Regions from separate parts of the Homo sapiens genome. Here region 1 is linked to region 2. A link is a contact called in ENCODE Hi-C or POLR2A ChIA-PET data. All regions are on one chromosome and are shown on one strand. The core of a region is the stretch at or near the end of the contact, and the rest is flanking DNA. Distances in the headings are between cores, read along the strand shown.

Region 1 (5,410 bases), core at 2,327-4,826, 66 kb after region 2:
AGGACTAACAAATTAGCTACAAGATTAAAAATTACAATTTAAGTGTCATGCAACCTCTGGCTCCTAGAGTCTGAACGTCCCCAACATGCTCCGGGGATAATATCACTATTGTGAAACCTAAGATCAGCACTTAAGATATTTTTCAGACACTGCACTCAGTGGATCAGCTGACACTACCCAGACCCGTAATCTAACCCAACCAGGCTGCCATCGCACCCAGGAAGAGAAGACAGCAAGAAAACCTCACTTTGACACCCTATGATTCCATCTCCCACCTAACTAATCAGCACTCCCTACTTCCTAAGCCCCTACCGGCCAAATTATCTTTAAACATTCTGATTTCTGAATGCTCGGGGAGACTGATTTAAGTAATAACAAAACTCTCATCACCCACACAGCCGGCTGTGAGTCAATTACTGTTTCCTGATTGCAATTCCCCTACCCTGATAAATCAGCTCTGTCTAAGCAGTGGACAAGGTGAACCCATTGGATGGCAACAAATCCTTAATAGCAAACCAGGTAAGTTTGATTTCATTAACAGACGTTAAGTACACAGTGGGTTTCAAGCAGAAAGAAGCCATGTTCATTCCCCTATCCATTCAGGAATATATATATTTTTTGAGATGGAGTTTCGCTCTTGTTATCCAGGCTGGAGCGCAATGGTGCCATCTCGGCTCACTGCAACCTCCACCTCCCAGGTTCAAGGAATTCTCCTGGCTCAGCCTCTCGAGTAGCTGGGATTACAGGCATGCGCCACCATGCCTGGCTAATTTTTTTGTATTTTTAGTAGAGACAGGGTTTTACCATGTTGGCCAGGCTAGTCTCGAATGACTGACCTCAGGTGATCTGCCCACCATGCCCTCCCAAACTGCTGTGATTACAGGCATGAGCCATTGCGCCTGGCCCCTTTCAGGAATATTTAATGATCATTAATTCTTAACTTATTCTCCTAGTGTTGGGGGTACCATTTTGGAAACATGTTCGTACACTTTAAAGCTTGCAATCAAGTGGATAGATATGCAAATAAGTAAAATGAAACATAAGAATGTAAATAATGAGATGCTTAAGAAAACCATAAGTAAACAATGTCTCAGGTGGAAGATAGCTCTCCAGAGAAGAGAGGGCTTGGCACTGAATCTGGAAGGACTAGTAGGAATTTATCCCTTGGACAACTGGGGGTTGGTCTCCTGGCAGAGAGCAGTGTGGGAAGAAGCACAAAGGCTTGAGAGCGTCTCATGTAACCACAAAACTGGGAGAGCTGGGCTTTAGAAGGAATAGAAATGTGAAGCCAAGACTGAAGTGGGAGTGATCAGACTCAGGGCAAGTATTTGAAGATGTTTGCAGAAAGGTAGATTAATGGCAGAGTTTGAGAAGCATGCCAACCTGAAATCACTCCTCTCAACAGACTTTTGACCTAAAGCATATTTTGAAGGCATTCTCTAAGTTTCCCCTTCAATTATAATATGGCAATAATAGCACAACTGTATTGATTGGTTTTAAATATTAAATCAGAGAGAGTGCATGAAATAGCTATCATACGGTAAGTATTTTTCAAAGAAACCGTTATTATAGATTATTTTTTATTATTATAATAATCACTGAATGAAAGCTGCAGTGTTAATAAAAATGGAAGGAATCAATTAGAGGAAAAAAACTCATCAGGACCACAGTTTTGGTTCCACGTAAGGTGATGTAATGCTTAAACACATTATAGGATACAATTCCTCAGGAGTTTAAGGTAACAATAGCTGTCTACACTTGTTTGTCTATAATTATCAGACCATGACTTGTTTTTGACTAGTGGCTTTCAATTTCTCCTATCTATTATCTAATGATCCCTTGATTCTGAGCTTAAGTTAAATGTTATGAGGTGAGATATAAAACCCGGATACAATTGATCTATAGGGAGAATCAAAGGAATAAAGAAACTCAACAACAAGAAAATATGACTGAAGTAAATACAGTAATTTTTTATGAAGCTGAAATCATGCTTTACAGGAATTAATGGAAAAAATGAATACACATGTTTCAGAAGGTAGAGAAACTTGTCTGAAAGTTCAGATTTTTTTTAAGAAAGGCAATAAGGTGCCACTGTATGTCCATGAGCAAAGTTAATTACATTAATAGATCACTAGCAGGTAAGCAGAGAGAGTTAACTAACTGATCAACCTTCCTAATGACACTAATATGCAGACAAACCTATGCCAGGCCAGTTTCATAAGAATTATCTGCAGATCTTCAAATGGCAATAAATGCCTGCAGGATATTTAAGATTGAGCTATTCAGGGTGAGGAAGGGGGTAGTCATCAGACATTTTTATATGACTACAGATTACTGTGATATTTTATAAGGTTTAGAATCCACTGATCTGGTTCAATTTCTCCCTTTTCCTATGAGGAGAATGAAGCCAAAGAAGCGTTATGACCTGCTGGAATACTAGCTGCCTAAGTAACTCATGACTATCTCTTAGGCTTTTTCAGCTTCGTTATATAAGACAGGAGACCCAAAAGTTGTGTGCAGAATGGATCGGAGAGTTAAGTCCTGGAGAGAGGGAGACCACTTAAAAACAACAACAGCAACAACCACACAAATGTGATAGTTACCTATGAAATATTGCATTAAAGTAGTCAGTACCTCGACCAGAGAAAGGGGTAAAAATGGAATCACTTTAAACAAACCAAGGATATAATTCACAATAAGAGATGGCAAAGAGGTTAACAATTCAGAGGCTCTCAGGTCTGATTCTGGGAGGAATGTTTATGATCCGGGCAATTAACTTGGAATCAAGAGAAAGATTTCAGAGTGCATTTTGCAACTTCCAGGCTTGTCTCACACAAATAACTTCCTCTACCTTTCTTTACCCTTCCTTTGATTAACAGAAGCTGAAAGAAAGGAACTAACTTCTTTCTGGGTCGAAGACATCTGGAAAACATAGGATCTCCTTCAGTGTCTTTAGCACCAGATCCTGTGATTCAAACTACACACAACCAATAAGAAAAAGAATTCAACATGCGTGCTACCGGTTCACCTCCTTTCTTGTGTTTATTACACATCAATAAATCAAGTGTTTACTGAGATCCTACTCTCAAGTTCCTAGTCAGAAAAGGAATCACCTGCCGTAGGTAACAGCCTGTGTTCTTTCCTACAGCATTGAAAAGAGCCTCAGACTAAAAAATGAAAGGAAATTGTGTATTTCTTTATTGTAAAGGGCAGAAACGTGCAATTACAGATTGTGAAACTGCTGCTTAGAATTCCAGGCTCATTGTAAGGAAGTGCCTTGTCGTCAGCAAGTTGGCATCCAAGTACTGGAACTTAGTTTCTTCCTGTGGGAGGAAAAAAAAAAAAAGAAAAAGACAAAACATTGTCCTGTGGGTTGACACCTCAGCCTGTTTCTTTTCCTTGTTTCCTGTGGCCCCTCTACTTCTTCTATCCATCTGTCTCTTCTCTTCCTGATCTCTCAGTTTTTCTTTCTCTGATCACAAAGAACCACAATGACTGAAGGAGTTTAATCTCACAAGTCTTCTTTCATTTCCTCATAAGAATTAACCAAATAGTTCATATTTCCTGCTTAAACTGTCTTACTGTATCATCACGATGTTTTCCCCTCTCTATCTCCCTTTTATTGGAGATAGTGCTGCAAGAACCCTGCGGTCTAATCCCTGGCATGCTTTCCTTTTACTACCTAAGATGGCCATAACATTTCATTTTTACTGAGGGTGAAATTTCACCTTTGCTTTTTAATATCCCCTGAATGAAAGCTGATTGTAGAAGGAGTCTCAGGCTGTAGTAGAATTAATGTGTGATTATACAAAAGAAATATGCACAGAAGAACAGTAAGTAAAAGGAGAAAGAAAAAGCCATGATGGCTGAGTAGAAACAGCTCCAGTCTGCAGCTCCCACAGAGAAAAACACACAGGGCGAGTGATGTTTGCATTTCAAACTGAGGGACCCAAATCCTATCACTGGGACTATCTAGGCAGTTGGTGCAACACACAGAAAGCAAGGAAAAGCAGGGTGGGACGGCAGTTCACCCAGGAGCTACACCGGACAAAGGGACCTCCTTCCCTCAGGCAAGGGAGGCAGTGAGGGACTGTGCTACCCACCCGGGGTACTATTTTTTCCAGGATTTTTGCAGTCCAGGGCTCAGGAGATCCCCTCGTGAGCATATACCATCAGGGCCTTGGGTCTCAAGCACAAAACTGGGCAGACCCACGGCTGCTTTTCTGGTCGGAGGCTGTTTGGGCAGGCACTGAGCTGCAGGAGTTTTTACATAGTCCAGCAGCTCTCGGAACTCTAGTGAGGCAGGAGTCCATCCACTCCCATGGAAAGGGGGCTGAAGCCAGCCAGGGAGCAAAATGGCCTTGTTCAGTAGGTCCACTCTAACAGAAGCCTGCAAGCTTAGATCCACTGGATTAGTACCCCCCACAGGCCAGCATAGCAGCCTGGTGTAGGCCTAAGATGACCGACTTCCCCAGGGGAGGGGCGACTGCCATTACTGCAGCTCTAGTCAGCGGTTTTCCCCTACGAGTGCTAGGGAGGCTGGGCAGATTGGACTGGGCAGCAGTCTTCACAGTGCATCACAGCCGCTGGAACAGATCATGGCCAGAGTGCTCCTTTAGGTGGGACTGGGATCCATCCCTCCCCACTGGGCAAGTCATCCTTGCAGGAATTCCACCAACACCAGCCAGGAGTTTACAGACAGAGCTCTCATTTCCCTAGGACAGAGCACCTGTGGGGAGGGGCGGCTGTGGTCTCAGGTTCAACCAACTTAATCTTTCCTACGTGCTGGATCTGAAGAGTCCCAGCAATCCAGACAAGGGGGCTTCCCCAGCACAGTGAACCAGCTCTGCTAACGGATAGCCAGACTACTTCCTTAAGTGGGTTCTTGATCCCTTTCCTGCTGACTGGGTGAGACCTTTCAACAGGGGTCACCAGACACCTCATGCAGGAGAGTTCCGACTGGCATCAGGTCAGTGCTCCTCTGGGATGAAGCTTCCAGAGGAAGGAGCAGGCAGCAACCTTTGCTATTCTACAGCCTCCTTTGATGATACCCAGGTGAACAGTGTCTAGAGTGGACCTTGGGCAAACTGCAGCAGATCTGCAGAAGAGGGGACTGATTGTTAGAAGAAAAACAAAAAACAGAAAGCAATAATAACAACAGCATTAACAAAAAAGACCCTACAAAAATCCCATCCAAAGGTCAACAGCTTCAGGATTAAAGGTAGATAAATCCGCAAAGATGATGAAAAACCAATGCAAGACCGCTGAAAATTCCAAAAGCTGGAATGCCTTTTCTCCTTAAATGATTTCAACACTTCTCCAGCAAGGGCACACAACAGGGCTGAAGCTGAGATGGATGAACTGACAAAAGTAGGTATCAGAAACTGAGTAATGACAAACTTTGCTGAGC
Region 2 (5,822 bases), core at 1,644-4,143:
TGTGATGCACTTGTTAAAAAATTAATGTGATGTTTGTTTCAAGATAGAACTGAGGTTTCTAGATATCCAGAGGATCTTTTAGAAACTATTAAGGCAAAATAATAATATTTAATTTTGCAAACAAATTTGAAAAACTGCTATACAATCAGATAAACAAAGGCAGCATGAAGTGTGTTGACATGGAGAAGAACTAATTAGAATGATTATATTGGAGAAAACTATAAAATAATAATTTAGTAGAAGAAATGTTTGGTTTCTTTGTAAGGATTTGTGAAAGCAATAGAGAAAAACTAAAGAAAAGCATTTGAGTTATTTTTGAGAATACAGTATTTGGTTATATAGTGAGTATCCCATGCTGTGAAACATTTAAGAAAACATTCATGAGGTAATCATCCTTAATAAATTCAGTAGAGTAATATCTGAACTTGATAAAAACATGCATTTCTAGCCTCTAAATTGCTTTCAAATATAAGTTTCTTTTATTTTAAGGGGGGCACTTAAGGAATAAGAGTTCTTTAATAAAATAATAGAAGTAAGAATGAAGAGACATTTCCAAATTTGAGAGAAGAATGCATAAAACTTGGCCATGGCTTGAATATTGGAGGTGCATGAGAGGAAGGGGGCCAAGATGAGTTTCAAGTTCCTGGATTGAACAACTGGTGATGGTGGCATCAAAAACCAAGTTACACAAAACTGTAAGAGAAGCAGGGTGGGGAAGAATGGCATGTTCAGCTCTGAAATTGTTTACATAAATGTGTCTCTGGAAGATGTGAGGGAATATTTCAGTAGTCTTAAATGATGAAGTTTGGTACTTATTTGGGTAATCAGAATTTGAGATACAAATTCAGATTTTGTTAGTATAAATAAGAGTAGTAAAGCTTTGGGAACAGTTTCTGCAAAAACAGAATAGATTAAAAAAGAAAATTATATGATCAGTCTATGGGAATTCTCCATAGCCCCTTCAAGCAGAGCTCATTCCACTAAATTAATGTTAAAGAAGATGGGGTTCAAAGAATGCTCTTCATTGAAAAACAACATTACCTGGGAAGGAAGAAAATAGTAATTGGGAGTCTTGTGTACTAAGCTAATTTCCAGGTATCGGACCTATAAAAAGATGAAGAACATTGAAATAGCCACTTATCATCTCTGGAAAACTTTACAGCAATGCATAAGCCACTCCTCACTGCAAATTCCTCCCACAACCCTGACTAAATGACAATAAATAATGTTCAAGTGCACCAAAACTCCCATCCTCACCATGCTGTAGGTTCAAGGGATTATAAGAATGGGCAAGCTCATTTCCTGAGCACTGTATCAGGCCCTAGGAGGGCTGCAGATGATGGAAGTCCAGGCCTCCCAGTATGATCTGCAGCTTGGCAACAGACAAGCAGATCTTACTCAAAAGAAAATGCATGGGGGCAACGGGAGGAAAGAGCCCTGTTGAAATCTTTACTATTCTGTAATCATTGAATGTATTTCCTGAACGTATCATCGTCACTTAAATATACTTTATTCTTCTCTGAGGGCAAAAGTTTGAAAAGAATTTATAAAAAGTATTTGAATACAGACCCTAAAGCTCATGTCAAACAACTACATAAGGGCTTAGGGACACCCTGGACACAAAATAATAAATCAATCAATAAATATCGTGCCTTGCCAGGAACACTGGAACATATTGTATGAAGCTTTCTAGATAGTTCTCATGACCTTAAGGAAATTAGCTACCATGTACTCAGAACAGAAAATGAACTTTAATCAGAAGAGGGCACTGAGGATGAAGGAACACAAAAAAGAGTCAAGGGACATGCAATAGGGCCTCTGCTACAGAAATATGGCCCAAAGGCAGAGATAAGAAGATATTCTGCAGATTAACATGACTAGTAAAGAAATCAAATGTTAGGCACGAAGACAGGCCCTAGGTGAACTTGAGTGTGAGTCACTGACCCTTACCTGCTGAGAGTCCCAGCGTCTCTGCCAGGTAACTGTCTTCTTCACAAATGTATGTGATGCAAATTTGGCATGCCTGTGCCCCTTTCGGAATAACGGAGTCAATCAAAGCTCGGGTCTTATCCATAACTGTAGCATTTTCACGTTTTACTTTCTCCATCTCTTCCTGGTTCAGCACCCTTGTCTGTAATAATTCATCCAGTAAGCCATTTATTGTACCTTCACCCATGGAATGGATAAACAGCTTTCTCTTCTCCTTCAGGACCTTGTCTGTTTGGAGCACAAGGATTTCTCACATCATGAAAACAGCCTCATATTCCTCTCACGTCATCAACAGAAAGTGACCTCATTTAGATTTCATCAGTGAAATGTCCCCCTCCTCACAGTTGGGTAATCCCTCTTCTTACTGTATTGCTGTCCTACTTGTTTCCCTCAGTAGTCCCCATATATGTGCATGGAGTGACCTGAAGACTGAGTTTACCATTTCCACATCAGTCCCTGGAAAGCAGAGATCATCCTCTTGTGTCCCATGTTTATTTAACTCTGAATAATAAAGTAATGAAGCAGAAATAGCCCATTTCATTTAGGAACCACTGCTGCTAGTACTCCTCCTGTGCCAATTCTGTACCCTCTGTCAGACTTACGACAGGTAAGCAAGGGTTTAATTAAGATTGCAAAATGACAGCAGGCTACCCCTAAAGTCTCTGTTCCTTTCTGGGCTTGCCTTTTCTTTCTAAAGCCTGCAAAAATCTTCTAGTTCCTTCTCTCCTCCCACTCCTCCCTCTCCCTCACTTCTGCTCACCTAAACTTCCACAGATACTAATTATGGCTTCCAGAAGAGCCAGCCCTTTCCACAACTCTTTCTTCCCAGGGACCTGTTCTTGGAACAGTAAAAGACTCACCGGCCATGGCTTTTCTCTCCTACCCTTCTTGTGTGGGCTGAAACTGAAAGTATGTTTCGCCTTCCTTTTTGGCAGGGCGTGTACACATATTGGGAAACACCCACTGCACATTCATATGCATATCTTTATTTTTCTTCCCAGAGAAAGAATCAGAACTGTAGCCTGCATCAGAGAGTGTATCCAAGGGAATTCTTTTTTCTCCAGCCCTTGGATAGATCAGGGTAGGAGGGGAATGGGGCTTAGAGAATAAGCCCCAGGATTGAGAAAGTATGTGTACAGTTAAATTCACACAGTGAAGAGTTTCCCATTCATTCGAAAACTTGACCGAAAAAATTAACACAACCTTTGGAGAATGTGAACCACTGTTCCCTTGACCCCACCTCACAGCTTTGGGGAAAGTTTGTGGGAAATATATGTCCCTGTGAAGCAATTTTGCTTTAAGAAATGTAAACATTTTTCACCAATATTAAAGCTTTTCTTATTTAATGTTCTTCCTTTCCTGATGGCTTTTTTGTTTTGTTTTGTCTTCTGATACATGATGTCACTCTGTTGCCCAGGTTGGAGTGCAGTGGCATGACCACGGCTCACTGCAGCCTCCACTTCCCTAGGCTGAGATGATTCTCCCACTTCAGTTTCCTGAGTAGTTAAAATTACAGGCAAATCCCATCAGGGCTGGTTAATTTTTGTATTTTTTGTTGAGACGGGCTCTCCCTATGTTTCCTTGGCTGATTTTGAATTCCAGCGCTCAAGCGATCCGCCCATCTTGGCCTCCCAAAGAGCTGGGATTACAGGCATGAGCCATGAGCCACTCACTCATCTTGGATGGCTTTCTTTTGAGGGACATTGCATCACAGAGGCCCAAAGCATAGACTCTGAACTCAGAATGTTGAACCTAGCAAGTTAAACTCACCTTCCTGGGCAAGATATTAAACTTCTTTATACATTGGTTCCTCTGTCTGTAAAATAATATTATTAATAGTACATACACATCTACACAGTTTTGAGCAGTATTGAGATAAAAATGTGAAAAATGAATGGAACATTGCCTGGCAAATGGTAAGCAGATAATGAGGGATATTACTATAATTAATAGAAATATTTCAGTTTAGAAAAATAATCAAGGATGATTATTTGCAGATTTTTTAGCTAAGTTTATCTTTTGTTAGAATCCTCAAGCAGTGCCTCCAGTCATTCATTTAGCAAATATATGTGGACAACATGGTTCTCGGTGTCAGGGGTTCCATCAAAACATATATTATGATCCTTTCCCTCTTGCTCGCACATTCAAGAGGGAAAGATACACATGAAACCTGGTATGTAATATGTAACTGGAATATTTAGAATGTGAAAATATGCCAAGCGATGAGAAGAATAAGAAATTAATTGGAGAAGTGGGAGACAAAGTATTGCAGGACTCATGAAAATTGTACACAGAGGAGCCAGGGAAGGCCAGAAGAGGTCTCTGCCTTTGTCAGTACATGCTGAATTGATTATCCCAGAAATAAACTCAATGTGGCTAATTTATTTCATGAATAAACTTGATGGAAGATGGACTAATAGCAAAATGCACACGGTACATTTCATTTATCATTTTTTTTTTTTTTTACCAAAAATTTTCTTGGGCTGTTACGTTATTACCTTTGGAGGATAATGACCAGATTTACAAAAATATTTACGGTTTGACATGTGGGCTACCAGTTTTACTTCCTGTGCTCCAGGCTAAGAGTTAAATGTCATTGGTTAAGTAGAACGGACTGTGTAGGAGGACAATGACGTGGCTTTTAATCTAAGGTGTTTTTCATGGTGTTTTTATCTTTACTCTGCCAATGACCTAATCCGATTGCAGCAAAATCTTGAGCTCCTTGCCGCTGGAAGGATTTGTAGCATGGAAGAAAGCAGAAATTGTCTGTGCACCACTTCTCTTTAGTTTATTTACTTTTAAATTTATGTACTGACTCATTTATTTTTTCTGCTGCTTAAGGGTTTCACATGAGGGTTTCTCCCCACCAGCCAGAGCCAAGAACCACGGAGTTTATGCATGCCAAAGTGGCATCCAGGACACAGAAACAATGATTAGACCATGTGTCTGGGGATGTAGAATCATGAGCTTTGAGTCATGTCCTGGGAATGTAAACACTGAGCCATTAGAGTGCAAAGGCTCGCTATTTCCTCAAAAAGGAAGATGTCAAAAACTGGAAACAACTCAAATTCCAATTCAGGAGCATAAGTAAACAATTTGTGCTAGACACATACACTGAAATACTATTCAGTCATAAAAGGAAAAAATTACTAATATATGCAATAACATGGATGAAAAACTTATACTTTCATTATGAGTGGAAGAAGCCATATAGGAAGGAGCACATACCCTGTGATTCCAATTATATAAAGTTCTAGATTAGAAAAATCTAATGTGTAGTGGTAGAAATTCAATCACTGCTTATCAGAGGAGGAAATGGAAGGAAATTGAGAACAAAGGGCAAGACAAAATTTTTTGGGGTGACAATATCGGTTTGTCTATTAAATGGGATATTATACTAAATATTCTTGTGTAATTAATAATCAATTTATATTCTTAAAAGGGGTACATTTTCTTTTATGTAAATTATACTAAAATAATGTTAAAATTTGAAATGAAAAAGGTCAATGGTAGTAATAACAGACTAATTTGGAAAAACATTTTTTTTCTTGATTTCAGGACACAATCAAGCCTCCAAAAATTACCCATAATTCTGGTAAGAGGAAGCAGTTCTCATAGTGGCTGAAATGTAATTACCCGCCACCCACATTGGAGGGGGATAGGTAGACAGAGGGGAGATAACCTACAGGAACCAATTTATTGACTGAAATATGTACCTGGAAAATAGCATTACGTAAGTAAAATTATCTTAAAATAAATGAATGTAGCAATTCTACTGTAAGTGATATTTAAAATCTGCATAATGATTTAAAAATCCTTCTATCAGTGTGAAG

The links. A loop is a pair of places that touch in the nucleus more often than their neighbours do. ChIA-PET counts read pairs that join two places held with the same protein, here RNA polymerase II (POLR2A). Pooled maps may share reads with other maps.
Region 1: a map of endothelial cell of umbilical vein shows a loop between it and region 2 (8-fold over the local background). The contact joins the enhancer-like site here to the promoter of CARD16 in region 2. A Hi-C loop is called at or near these places in 4 of 168 maps with a recorded cell type or tissue (CD14-positive monocyte, PC-3, endothelial cell of umbilical vein and 1 more) and 11 of 50 pooled maps. POLR2A ChIA-PET finds 5 or more read pairs at or near these places in 3 of 52 experiments (CD4-positive, alpha-beta T cell, CD4-positive, alpha-beta memory T cell and T-cell).

Annotation. Positions count from the first base shown.
Region 1 is chr11:105,107,260-105,112,669 of GRCh38, forward strand. No RefSeq gene overlaps it. Among named protein-coding and RNA genes, the nearest start is that of CARD18, 30 kb to the right of the region's middle. Within about 2 kb of position 3,577, at least 3 of the 41 ENCODE cell types and tissues checked have a DNase peak (open chromatin) inside an H3K27ac peak, as active enhancers do; they include PC-3 and endothelial cell of umbilical vein, where a contact is called at or near this core.
Region 2 is chr11:105,042,442-105,048,263 of GRCh38, forward strand. CARD16 (caspase recruitment domain family member 16) reads right to left here and starts at 2,894. Exons shown (of 4, transcript NM_052889.4): 1 at 2,850-2,894; 2 at 1,951-2,217; 3 at 1,042-1,104. The coding sequence starts at 2,856. The coding sequence ends at 1,085. It overlaps LOC107984381 (a long non-coding RNA gene), which reads left to right and starts at 5,559. Exons shown (of 3, transcript XR_001748352.2): 1 at 5,559-5,722.